Regions from separate parts of the Homo sapiens genome. Here region 1 is linked to region 2. The links are chromatin contacts, found by Hi-C or POLR2A ChIA-PET in ENCODE. All regions are on one chromosome and are shown on one strand. Each heading gives the region's core, a stretch centred on a gene start or an enhancer-like site at or near the end of the contact. The rest is flanking DNA. Distances are from core to core; before and after follow the strand shown. Region 1 overlaps ACACA (acetyl-CoA carboxylase alpha). Region 2 holds the start of DHRS11 (dehydrogenase/reductase 11).

Region 1 (5,496 bases), core at 1,952-4,451, 500 kb after region 2:
TGGGCAACTCCTCACGCTTCCCCATGCTGGGAGGCCAAGGGGCTGTCAGGACAGGAGGGGCAGCCCTACTTTGGTTAGTAAGACCTCATGGTACATGTTTGTACCTTTCATTGCCTTCTCAGTCCTGTGCAGGGAGTGGAGGACTAGGCCTGGCCAGGGTAATAAATACTGAATGGGGTAGGTGTGACTGGTGGGCTGGAGGGGGATTCTGTGATCTTACATCCCAGGATGTCATGCATAACCTGAAACGAGAGGAAGTAAAATGCCATTTGACTCCAGTGCTGGGTCTCCTGTGCCTTCTCATTACAGTGGTTACAGTTGTAAAAGGCAGCTCTAGCCCTTTTCTCCAGAGACAGGGCAGGGACAGGCAGGAAGCTCTTCCTACGTGGAAGGGGAATCCATTGTGGAGAGGATCCGTATGACTTCTGCTCGCTGAGTGGGTGATATGTGCTGCGTCATATGGATGATGGAATCCATGGCAACCTCTGGATTGGCCTGGACCAAGCTGGAAAGGAAGATTGAGAATGGTGAAGAAAAGAGAAGCAGAAGTGTCTAGATGAGGACAGCTAAAGAACTGCCCAATAAACATGTGTGCACCGTCCACTGCAGACATTTTAGTCACGCCTCACCTTATTTGTTTCCCTATATTACAAATATCCAGCCAAGGTAGTGCAAGACAAACCCAAAACATTTTGCTATGTTGAAAAAGGAATTAAACCCAAAACAAAACCCAAAAAAAACCCAAAACATGCCAATGGGGGCATGTCACAAAGACAGCAATTGGGGCATCAAAAGCAGCCCAGCAATGAATTATAAATCAGTAAAAAATAGAACTTCATGAGTCTGTACCAATAATGTATATATAAAAGAATCGGCAGGAGTGAGGACTGAGTGGTGACTGGTAATTGTGGAGGGTGTGCTGGAGTTGGAAAGTTATCATTTTGCAAGCTCATCGTAAAGACTGCACCAGAGGGAAATTTTGATGAAAGCAAGATACTTGCATGGCCTTAAAATGTCTTCCTGCAGACTACTTATTAGGTGCAAGGGGGGAAAATCAGTAATTATACGGTAGAGAAATGGAGCAACATCTTGACCAGCGGATGAAATTAACACGAGGAGGAGCAGATAAACAGCATGTGCCCCCAGATGTGGTGCCCTGTGAAGGTTCTGGCCAGAGTGCCTCACCTGCATCTCATCATGGGGAGACATCAGACAAACTCAAAATGAGCAATGTTCTACAGATGGTAGATATCAGATAAAAGTTTTTAATCAATGTTAAATTTACAAAAGTGGATCATTTTATGATGGTTATGTAAAAGTATCCCTATTCTCAGCAAATGCACACTGAAATATTTGGGGGTAAAGGCCATGATATATGTAACACCCTTAAGTAGTTCAGAAAGAGGAAAAATGTATACACATATGGGAGGGCAGGCACACTCATAAGTGATATAGCAACGGGGAGAAAATGTAACAGGTAAATCTGAGTACAGATATTATATATAGGGGTGTTCTTTGTACTGTTTTTAATTTTATAACTTTTCTGTAAGTGAAATGTTTCCAAATAAACTTTTACAAAAATGCCCCTGCAGTCTCTACCACCGATCCTATGGAGCAGACTGAAGCCTCTAGAAGAATACAGCTAACTCTTGGCTTCAGGAGGTGAGGAGGTGGTTTCCCAGGAAACCACCACACACACAATCAGCTTTCCTCCCAGAGTTGTTCATCCGGTTTGAGTATCAGCATTCAGAGCTAAGAGGTGGGCACAGTGAATTAAGCCTTCATCTAGCTGAGATTACTAAGTGCCCCTGGGGAGCAGTAGCTGAAAAAGAATTGGGCTTCAGGCCATATCTGTACCTGTGGGTCAACTACAGCTGTCTCAAACAGCAAGAGACTGCAGAGATCATAAGATTTCTGCGATCATCTCATGATTTGTTTGGAAACTTTTTATTCCAAAGAAATTAGCCCTCCTTCTCTAGTGGAGTTCCCCACGTTGGTCTCACCTGCGGATTTGCTTGAGGACGTAGTCTCTGCTGATGCATTTGATGTTTTCCTCTATTACCGAGTGAACACCATCCTCCTCTGTCAGCTGTTTCTCTAGCCACTCCGCCAGATCCTTATTATTGTCCCAAACATAAGCCTGCAAACAGATGACTCTTGGTCAAACACCAGGGGTCAGGCCAGGCCGGGACACCCTGACTATTCAGGATCTGGAGTGCTTGCTTACTCCAAAAGTGTGCTCCGTGTCCACGATTCTCCTTCACTGTCAGCATCGTGCAGGAGGAGGAAGTAGGCCTCGAGGCAGGAGCTGTGCCCCTTCTCCTTCTCTTCCTTTATGGACACAGGTGTACACCTGAAGTCTCCATGGGGCTCTCCCGAGCACTCTGGTGCTCATACCCTGACTCTGTCCTGTCAGACTCTAGGGACCCACCTATTTGACAAAGGCTAAGAGAATTCAATAACCTGACAGGTTTGAGAGAACCAGTTAAAAGCCCAAATTACTTAGTAAAATTGTGATTGAGAAGGCAAGGCTGTTTATTTGGTGTTTTGCTCTCAGAGGAGCTGAGACACAATGCCTAAAGTATAAGTCTCTAGCCTCAGTGAGGCCTGGCAGTCACTGGATGGATGAAGTCTCCTGAAATAGAGCCCACTGTCTTTTGATGAGGCACGGACGGGGAACTGATGGGAGGGAAGTCTTGTTGCCAGGGTACAGCCACCAGGTCAGAAACCTAAGCCCCATTTTATTACCTATGAGAGTATTCGAAAGGATCAAGACGTCCATAACCCTGAAAGTCTCAACAAACCACCTCTCACCTCCTTTTCAAGATCATTTAGCTGAGTATTTCCTAGGTGGTTGACTACATAATAATTCAGGAGTGTGTTAGAAGCCTAATAGCCTTCTCCTTGCTCTCTTCTCCTCTCATTTTCTTTACAAATCATTTAGGAATCGTTTTGTTAATGGTTTCCGGAAAACCAAGTACCACAATTAGGGCTCATTCATATTTATGTCATTTTGTTTGGGTAATTAAACACAAAGCTTGTCATTTAAAGGTGCGCTATCCTTCTCTGTTATCACTAACGAAGTCAAAGTCAGAATGACAATGAGTTTGGTGCTATAATTTAATAGGTGGGTGTGTTTGTTAGGGACTCTGAGGCTTTGAGGTTTGAGACGTGGCTACAGGAAGCCTGTATGCAAGCAAGGTCACCAAAGCCACAGCTGTGACTACTGGGCTGCAGAGGAAATGTCTTCATCACAAGAGGCCTCAAGCAGTACAAAACTGAGCACTAGGCTATTTTCTAACTATCTCGTGCCTTCAAATATAATGGTTTCTTTTCAGACTGTCACTTCCTGTCTCTAACTTAGCTGCCGACTTAGTTGTGACTGGTTATTTAATGTATGTCATTTCATCGACGTCTCTGTTTCTAAAAATTAACTCCTTTACATTGGAAAGATGAAGGCTTCCGGGGACTAAGGATCAGCAGTATGTCTCTTTTAGTTCTTTGTCCATTTCTTTTTCTGACTCAAATGTGCCCAGTTCTGTATCTAATCACTGATAAGCAGATCAGCAATTCTTCAGCTGGGGTGTGTGGCCCCGTCAGTGCAAACCTGAGTGACCCTCTCCTCTCTGTGCCTGGGTTAGGACTCCCAGCATCTCTCAAGGCCAAACTGCCTTGAGAAAGTGTTTTGCGCCTAAGGAAAGGAAGTGTCACATCAGCCCCTATCCACGAGGGAGAAGGTAGCACTGCTTTTCCCATAACATGGTTTTAACTCACTCTTGTGACCCAGCTTGCTGCACGCCCCACATATGGATGGGTCCCCCTGGACTCCTAAACGTCGCCACCTAAATTTCAACATTTCCATTTCCATCATTGGCAATTTACTCTTCTGCTCCGTGGTTTCAGGACTTCTACACATACCCCTACTTATGAAGATTGGGGTGGAGGGGAGGAAAAATAAAACAATAAATGCTTCTTGGATTTCAGAATGGAAAAAAAAAAAACCCCAAGATTTTTAGATTTACCCAAGAATCCCAAAGCCTTTAGTTTAGGAGAATATTTAATACTCTTATTAATCATTTTTAATCCGTTTGCTTTTAATTAAGAAACAGCATGATGCTTTCCTATCAACATATGCCAGGGAGCAGATTAATTGTGGCTTAAGATAACTCTCCTTGATTGGTGTAATGTATTAGCTAACGAGATGCCTGCTTCCAACAATGCTCAGACACTACACTGGAAAGCCAGCTACCCTCTAGAGAAAACTCTTCTGCCTTCCCCTCCTGCAGCCACAGAGTATGCTAGGTGTTTAAACATTTTGAAAAGTTCCCAGACAGGATTAGGGCAACGCATTCCAAGTTTTACAGTTGCTTGAAAATATGGGTCCTATAAAAAGATCTGCTGTTTACGCAAAGTACAACTGGATGACAATGACCGCCAAACCCCAGTGGATTACAGCCTAGAGTACATGAAGGAAAGGGGTCTCAAGTTCTAATCAACTGCATGTTTAGCAAAAATAAACAAACTTATGTAAGCATAGTGCCACTGGTTTTTCTCAACAGACCTGGGAGAGTTACCATACTGTTGTGGGATAATTTGCTCCACCTGGGAAAAGCAAGCTCCCTTCCACTGGGTTATGGAGTTTACAGGTTTTTTTTTCTTCCCCCAGACAGGGTCTCCTCCTGTTGCCCAGGCTGGAGTACAGTGGCATGATCACAGCTCATTGCAGCCCGAAACTCCTGGGCTCACGTGATTCTCCTGCATCGGCATCCTGAATAGCTAGGATTACAGGCATGCCCCACCATGCCTGGCAAAACTTTTTTTGGTAGAAACAGGGTCTCGTTATGTTGCCCAGGCTGGTCTTGAACTCCTGGGCTCAAGCAGTTCCCCTGCCTTGGCCTCCCAAAGTGCTGGGATTATAGGCGTGTGCCACTGTGCCCAGCCAGAGCCTACAGTTTCTTGTTTGCTCCCTTAGAACAGTTGTAAGACTCAATTCCAGTCATCCAGAAGGATAGGCCAACCTTATTCCCAGGAAGAAGCCATTATTATTTCCCTCCTTAAAATTATGAAAATGGGCCTGGCACAGTGGCTCACGCCTGTTATCCCAGCAATTTGGGAGGCTGAGGCAGGGAATTGCTGGAGTCCAGGAGTTTCAGACCAGCCTGGGCAACATGGCAAAACCCCACCTCTACAAAAAAATCAGCCAGGTGGGGTAGTGTATGCCTATAGTCCCAGCTACTTGGGAGGCTGAGGTGGGAGGGGAGGATCACATGAGCCCAGGAGGTTGAGGCTGAAAGTGAGTCATCATACCTACTCCAGCAGCCTGGGCAATAGAGTGAGACAAAAAAAAAAAAAAAGAAAATGTGGCCAGTCATTCCTAGTATTCCAGCGTGGACTTTAAACAGGTGTGATATGCTAGGCTGCTAACATCATGACAGGCCTGGGCCCGTATGCCACCTGTCAGCATATCCATCTGTATCAGAACATTTTATCAATAAA
Region 2 (5,092 bases), core at 60-2,559:
TTTCAAGTGGGCAGCAGCAGAAACTTAGATTGAATTTTCATAGTGCCATTTCTTGGATCCACCTCCTGAGTTGTCTTTCAAATCTAAATGTTGTATAGGAATGGGGCAGAGGTAAAAGGACTCCTCTTGGACCCTTTTTGATTTCATCCCAGAATCTAAAAAATGACTGTGGGTCTCCCACAGCCCTTGGCTCAGAGGTGAATCCCCTCTTCACCACTGTTAAGAGTCAAATGTTCTTTTGAGATCCCTAAAAGGAAAGGCTGATTTAGTTTAGTTTTAATCTTTGCCATTGGGGCCAAACACAGGATAGGCAAATGAGTGTTTTTGAATGAATAAACCAGCCACATTCACCGCTTACTCCATTGCTTGCTGGAAGGGAGTCAGGTGGTTATTCAAAGATGCTTTTTCTTTAAGAGAATGGCTATATTAAGTACGCAGTTTTCAGCACTTTTAGTAAAGCGAGCTCTACTCTGAACAAAACCAGCAACCCGAGAAGCGATAATGATGTGAAGACAGTTGAGGAGCACATCCCTGGCGTAAGACTGGACTGCCTGTGGTCCAAACCATGCTTCACCACGTCAGTATACTCATCTTTAAAATTAAGATACTAATATGTGCCATCTCAGCGCGGTTGTGTAGATTAGTTACTATATTTAAAATGCCTGCTACACCATAAGCAGCAAATGTTAGATACTGTTTTAATCTTTGGCATATATCATGATACATTTGCTACAGTGGGGTAGGGGTAAGCGTGGGGGTCTAGGGCAGTTAGACACAGTGGGCCATTTAGGGACAGAATACCCCAGTACACGTGTACTTAGGAGTATTTCAGTTCTCCGTGGCTAGTAAAGCCAAGGGATCAGGTAGGGTGAATGAGTCCTTCCCAAGGTCACCTAGCATTGATGGCGGAGACACTCGGCGTTTTCTGGGCCGAATCCCTTCCCATCAGCCACCGGCGGGTTTGGGAGGGTGTGGAAGAGTGTTGGAGTCACCTTAAGTGCCCTTAATTCCTCATCCTGGCATTAGGGTTCAGGAGTAGAGAAGGGAGACTAAGCGGGACGCTTCAGTATGCGCCCTTGGGGCTGAAGGAACCTCCCCGCTAAACCTCGGTTTCCCTGACCCCAAAGGGCAGCGCTCACTGGGGAAGCGGCGCCGCCAGCTGCCAGGACGCTCCCGCGCAGCCCGGTTTCCCTACGCCGGGGCGGGGCAGAGGGGCGGAAGGGGCGGGGCGGCCGGGCCGCGGCGGCCTCCGACTGGATACGGCGGATCGCCGGGGGCCTGAGGGTGGAGTCCCGGCCGGAGGCAGGCCGGGACTCTGGTGGGTCTAGGCGCGGATCGGACCCAAGCAGGTCGGCGGCGGCGGCAGGAGAGCGGCCGGGCGTCAGCTCCTCGACCCCCGTGTCGGGCTAGTCCAGCGAGGCGGACGGGCGGCGTGGGCCCATGGCCAGGCCCGGCATGGAGCGGTGGCGCGACCGGCTGGCGCTGGTGACGGGGGCCTCGGGGGGCATCGGCGCGGCCGTGGCCCGGGCCCTGGTCCAGCAGGGACTGAAGGTGGTGGGCTGCGCCCGCACTGTGGGCAACATCGAGGTGAGGCCGGGCCGAGGGCGGGGACGTCGCGGGCGGGTCGTTTCCCCGGAGTCGGGTTCACCTGCCCGCCACGCCGGGGCCCTTTGCTCTAGTCGGGGCGGCCTCTCGGATCCCTTAAGGCAGGCTTCTCCCTTCCCCTTAAGTCTCATCTTTGAAGGAGCCGTTTGCCCTGACAGCCCCTGCTCGAGTTACCGAATCTCCGACCCCGGCATCTCCCCACCCGCCCCTCGGGTCTCCCCAGGGTATTGGCCCGAGGAAGGGGAAGCCGGAGGTCGGGGGTGGTGGTCTCGCCCCTGTGGCCTTCTCGCCCCCGGCGGCCAAGTGCCTCTAATCTCCAGAAGTCACCCACCACGCAGGGCAAGGTGGCTGGCCAACCAGATGGGCAGGAGCCAGGACTGAGGTTGGGGTTGGGGTGGGAGCTTTACTGAAGAGCCTCAGCCCCGCCCCCTCACCTCGGGGGTAACTCATGCCCAGTGGCATGAGGAATGAATGGAATATTCATTAGTGGGCCCTCCTCCACTCTCCTGGGGCGAACAGAGTGGGTGAAATCGGGCGGAAACCTTGAGAGGATAAAGCAACCTGGAACTCCTTACTCTGCTCTTGACGTGGGGTTGGGAGCCCTCAGAGCTCAGAGAAAAATCAAGATGGCCATTTTGGAGCAGGGAGGAATTTCTGTGCTAGGCTCTCTCTGGATGTGCCCTGTAAGCTCATTCTCAGTGTCGGGCTAGTGCTTAGCTGCAGGGCTTTATCTCCACCGTGCTCAAAGTCCTCAGGCAGGGAAAGGGTAAGGAGGCCTTGGGTGGGGGCAGAGGGAGAAGGTATACAGGAAGGAGGACTGTCCCCTCCCCTGCTGCTGACCAAAGGTATGCTTTATAACCCAGATAATCCCAAGGTCACCTGGCTCCATCACTGCCCCACTCTTTCCTCCCTTTATCCTATTCTGAGGAGCTCAGGACCCAGCCCCAGCCTTGGAGCCCAGAGGATCAGGCCAGGGATTAAACAACTGGATTCTGTAATTCTGAAGCCACTCTTGCCTTCTCACCTACTCCCCTACCGCAAGCTAGCCAGGAAGGGGGGGCCTGAGCCCCAAGGGGATCCCCAGGCTGATCACTCAGTCCCAGGGTGACTCCATGTCTGAGAGGAGAATGCCCCTGTTGTGAGGGGGTGACATGATGTTGTAGATCATTACTGAGGGGAGGTAGGGAGATCAGGTGGCACAGGTGGGGCAACAGGAAGGCAGTGACAGGGAGAAATACATTCTGAGCTCATCCCTTCTGGTTTTCTTGTGGCAGGAATTTTGAGTCTAGAGGAGGAAGCGGGAAGATGTACACCAGGGGAGGGGAAAGCTGCAGTCTTCCTTGCCCACAGTCTGCTTTGATTGATTCAGTCATTGATGTTAAAGCAGAATTTGGGTTCTAGCTTCCTACAGAGAAAACTCCTGTTTCCTGAAGTGATCAAATGTGGGTAAAATCTGGTGAAGGGGGGTTTCTGATTCTCAGAGGACTATACCTTTTGAACTCACAGAAAGTCAAAGCAGAAAAGAATGTCCCAAGACACCCGATCCTGTCCTTTATTCCTGGCTCAGCTTGGGAGGAGGAAGGGGCTCCAGGCCAGGGCAGCTGGCCAAGCTGGCCTTCCTCTAGGGCACCGCACGCCCCTTCCCCCTCGCCCACGTCTACACAGTCACCATCACAAGGCTCAAGTGCCCAGTCACTGGCTTCCAAAGAAGGCCACAGAACGTATTTTCTTCTTGCCTCTGAATGTCAGCTTCCCCCTGGGCTGCCTCTCAGTGGCTCTGCCTTCTCAGGTCTTTCTTGGCATGCTGAGGGCCTGGAGATGCACAGGGGGTGTTCAATGGCACCTGCCACCTGAATTGCCTCATAGTCTCCTGAGAAACCTCAGAGGGGAGGGTGGTGCACCAGGGCTCAGAGAGAAAGAATCTGTCCTGACTTTCTGACCCCTCCTTTAGGTAGGGAGAGAAGATTGGCAGCTGGGCTTGGTTGAAAGGCATGTCTGAGAACTCTGAGCCAGTTGGCTGCAGTTTGCGAGGGGAGGGGAATAGTTCAGAGATGAGGGACTGGCTGACACAATGCAGAAGAAGCTGGGTTAACCAGCCCAGTGACTCTCGGGACTGGTGTAGAAGCATGAAGTGGTGGAGAGGCGCATATTACCTATGGGCAGAAGAGGTGTTCCTGTTGAGGAAGAGGCAGAAAAGAGAGAGCACTCCATTCTCTAGGTCCCTGGCCCCTGTTCCACCCAGGACTTGAGTTTATTTATTTATTTATTTATTTATTTGAGACACAGTCTTGCTCTGTCACCCAGGCTGGAGTGCAGTGGCGTGATCTCAGCTCCTGCAACCTCCGCCTCCTGGGTTCAAGTGATTCTTGTGCCTCAGCCTCCCAAGTAGCCACCACACCCAGCTAATTTTTGTATTTTCAGTAGAGATAGGGTTCCACCAAGTTAGCCAAGGCTGGTCTCAAACTCCTGACCTCAACTGGTCCACCCGCCTTGGCCTTCCAAAGTGTTGGGATTACAGGCATGAGCCACCACGCCCAGCCAGGACTTGAGTTTATAGTGAGGTTTCTCCATTGATAACAGCCTTTTCCCTTCATCACTCGGGGAGCACTGTCATCCCTTAGACTTTGACCAAAGAGGACAGACTTAGGGGATGGGCAGTCCAACATCTTCGTGGCTGAAAGTCAGCTGCCAAAGGAGCATGTTTTATGAGTGTGACGGGGGTCGGGGTCTGAGGCTGGCTAGGGAGCCGTGGGAGTGAGCTGCTCACCCCAGTCAGACCCCTGTTGGGTTTCATAGGAGCTGGCTGCTGAATGTAAGAGTGCAGGCTACCCCGGGACTTTGATCCCCTACAGATGTGACCTATCAAATGAAGAGGACATCCTCTCCATGTTCTCAGCTATCCGTTCTCAGCACAGCGGTGTAGACATCTGCATCAACAATGCTGGCTTGGCCCGGCCTGACACCCTGCTCTCAGGCAGCACCAGTGGTTGGAAGGACATGTTCAATGTAAGAGCTCCAAGCCTCCATCTTCCAGGTGGAGGGTGGGGAGGAGAGAGGGGAGCCAGGGGTTTGTGAACCAGAGTGCTGCTGGGGACGGGACATCTAGGAAGAGGGAGCTTCGGGTTCCCACCTGGGGCATCTTGACTCTCTCTTGGCTTCTTGCCCTACCAGAGGGATAGAGAGTGGATGAATGGCCATATCAGCTCTTCTCTTCTTTGAGCCCCTGGAGGTAGTTCTTTTTTTTTTTTTTTTTTTTTTTTTTTGAGATAGAGTCTTGCTTTGTCACCCAGGCTGGAGTGCAGTGGCATGATCTCTGCTCACTGCAACTTCCGCTTCCCAGGTTCAAACGATTCTCCTGCTTGAGCCTCCTGAGTAGCTGGAATTACAGGCACCCATCATCAATGCCCATCTAATTTTTTTGTATTTTTAGTAGAGACAGGGTTTCACCTTGTTGGCCAGGCTGGTCTCAAACTCCTGATCTCAGGTG

Evidence for each region. A loop is a pair of places that touch in the nucleus more often than their neighbours do. ChIA-PET counts read pairs that join two places held with the same protein, here RNA polymerase II (POLR2A). Pooled maps may share reads with other maps.
Region 1: a pooled map shows a loop between it and region 2 (2.7-fold over the local background). The contact joins the enhancer-like site here to the promoter of DHRS11 in region 2. A Hi-C loop is called at or near these places in 4 of 50 pooled maps. POLR2A ChIA-PET finds 5 or more read pairs at or near these places in 5 of 52 experiments (CD4-positive, alpha-beta T cell, H1, HEK293 and 2 more).

What each region holds. Positions count from the first base shown.
Region 1 is chr17:37,086,935-37,092,430 of GRCh38, forward strand. It overlaps ACACA (acetyl-CoA carboxylase alpha), which reads right to left. Exons shown (of 56, transcript NM_198834.3): 55 at 2,004-2,140; 56 at 1-505. The coding sequence ends at 382. Among named protein-coding and RNA genes, the nearest start is that of MIR2909, 56 kb to the left of the region's middle. RefSeq lists an enhancer at 2,793-3,294. Within about 2 kb of position 3,202, at least 9 of the 41 ENCODE cell types and tissues checked have a DNase peak (open chromatin) inside an H3K27ac peak, as active enhancers do; they include CD4-positive, alpha-beta T cell, where a contact is called at or near this core.
Region 2 is chr17:36,590,570-36,595,661 of GRCh38, forward strand. It overlaps DHRS11 (dehydrogenase/reductase 11), which reads left to right and starts at 1,310. Exons shown (of 7, transcript NM_024308.4): 1 at 1,310-1,587; 2 at 4,402-4,611. The coding sequence starts at 1,441. LOC107985031 (a long non-coding RNA gene) reads left to right here and starts at 4,618. Exons shown (of 2, transcript XR_001752869.2): 1 at 4,618-5,092.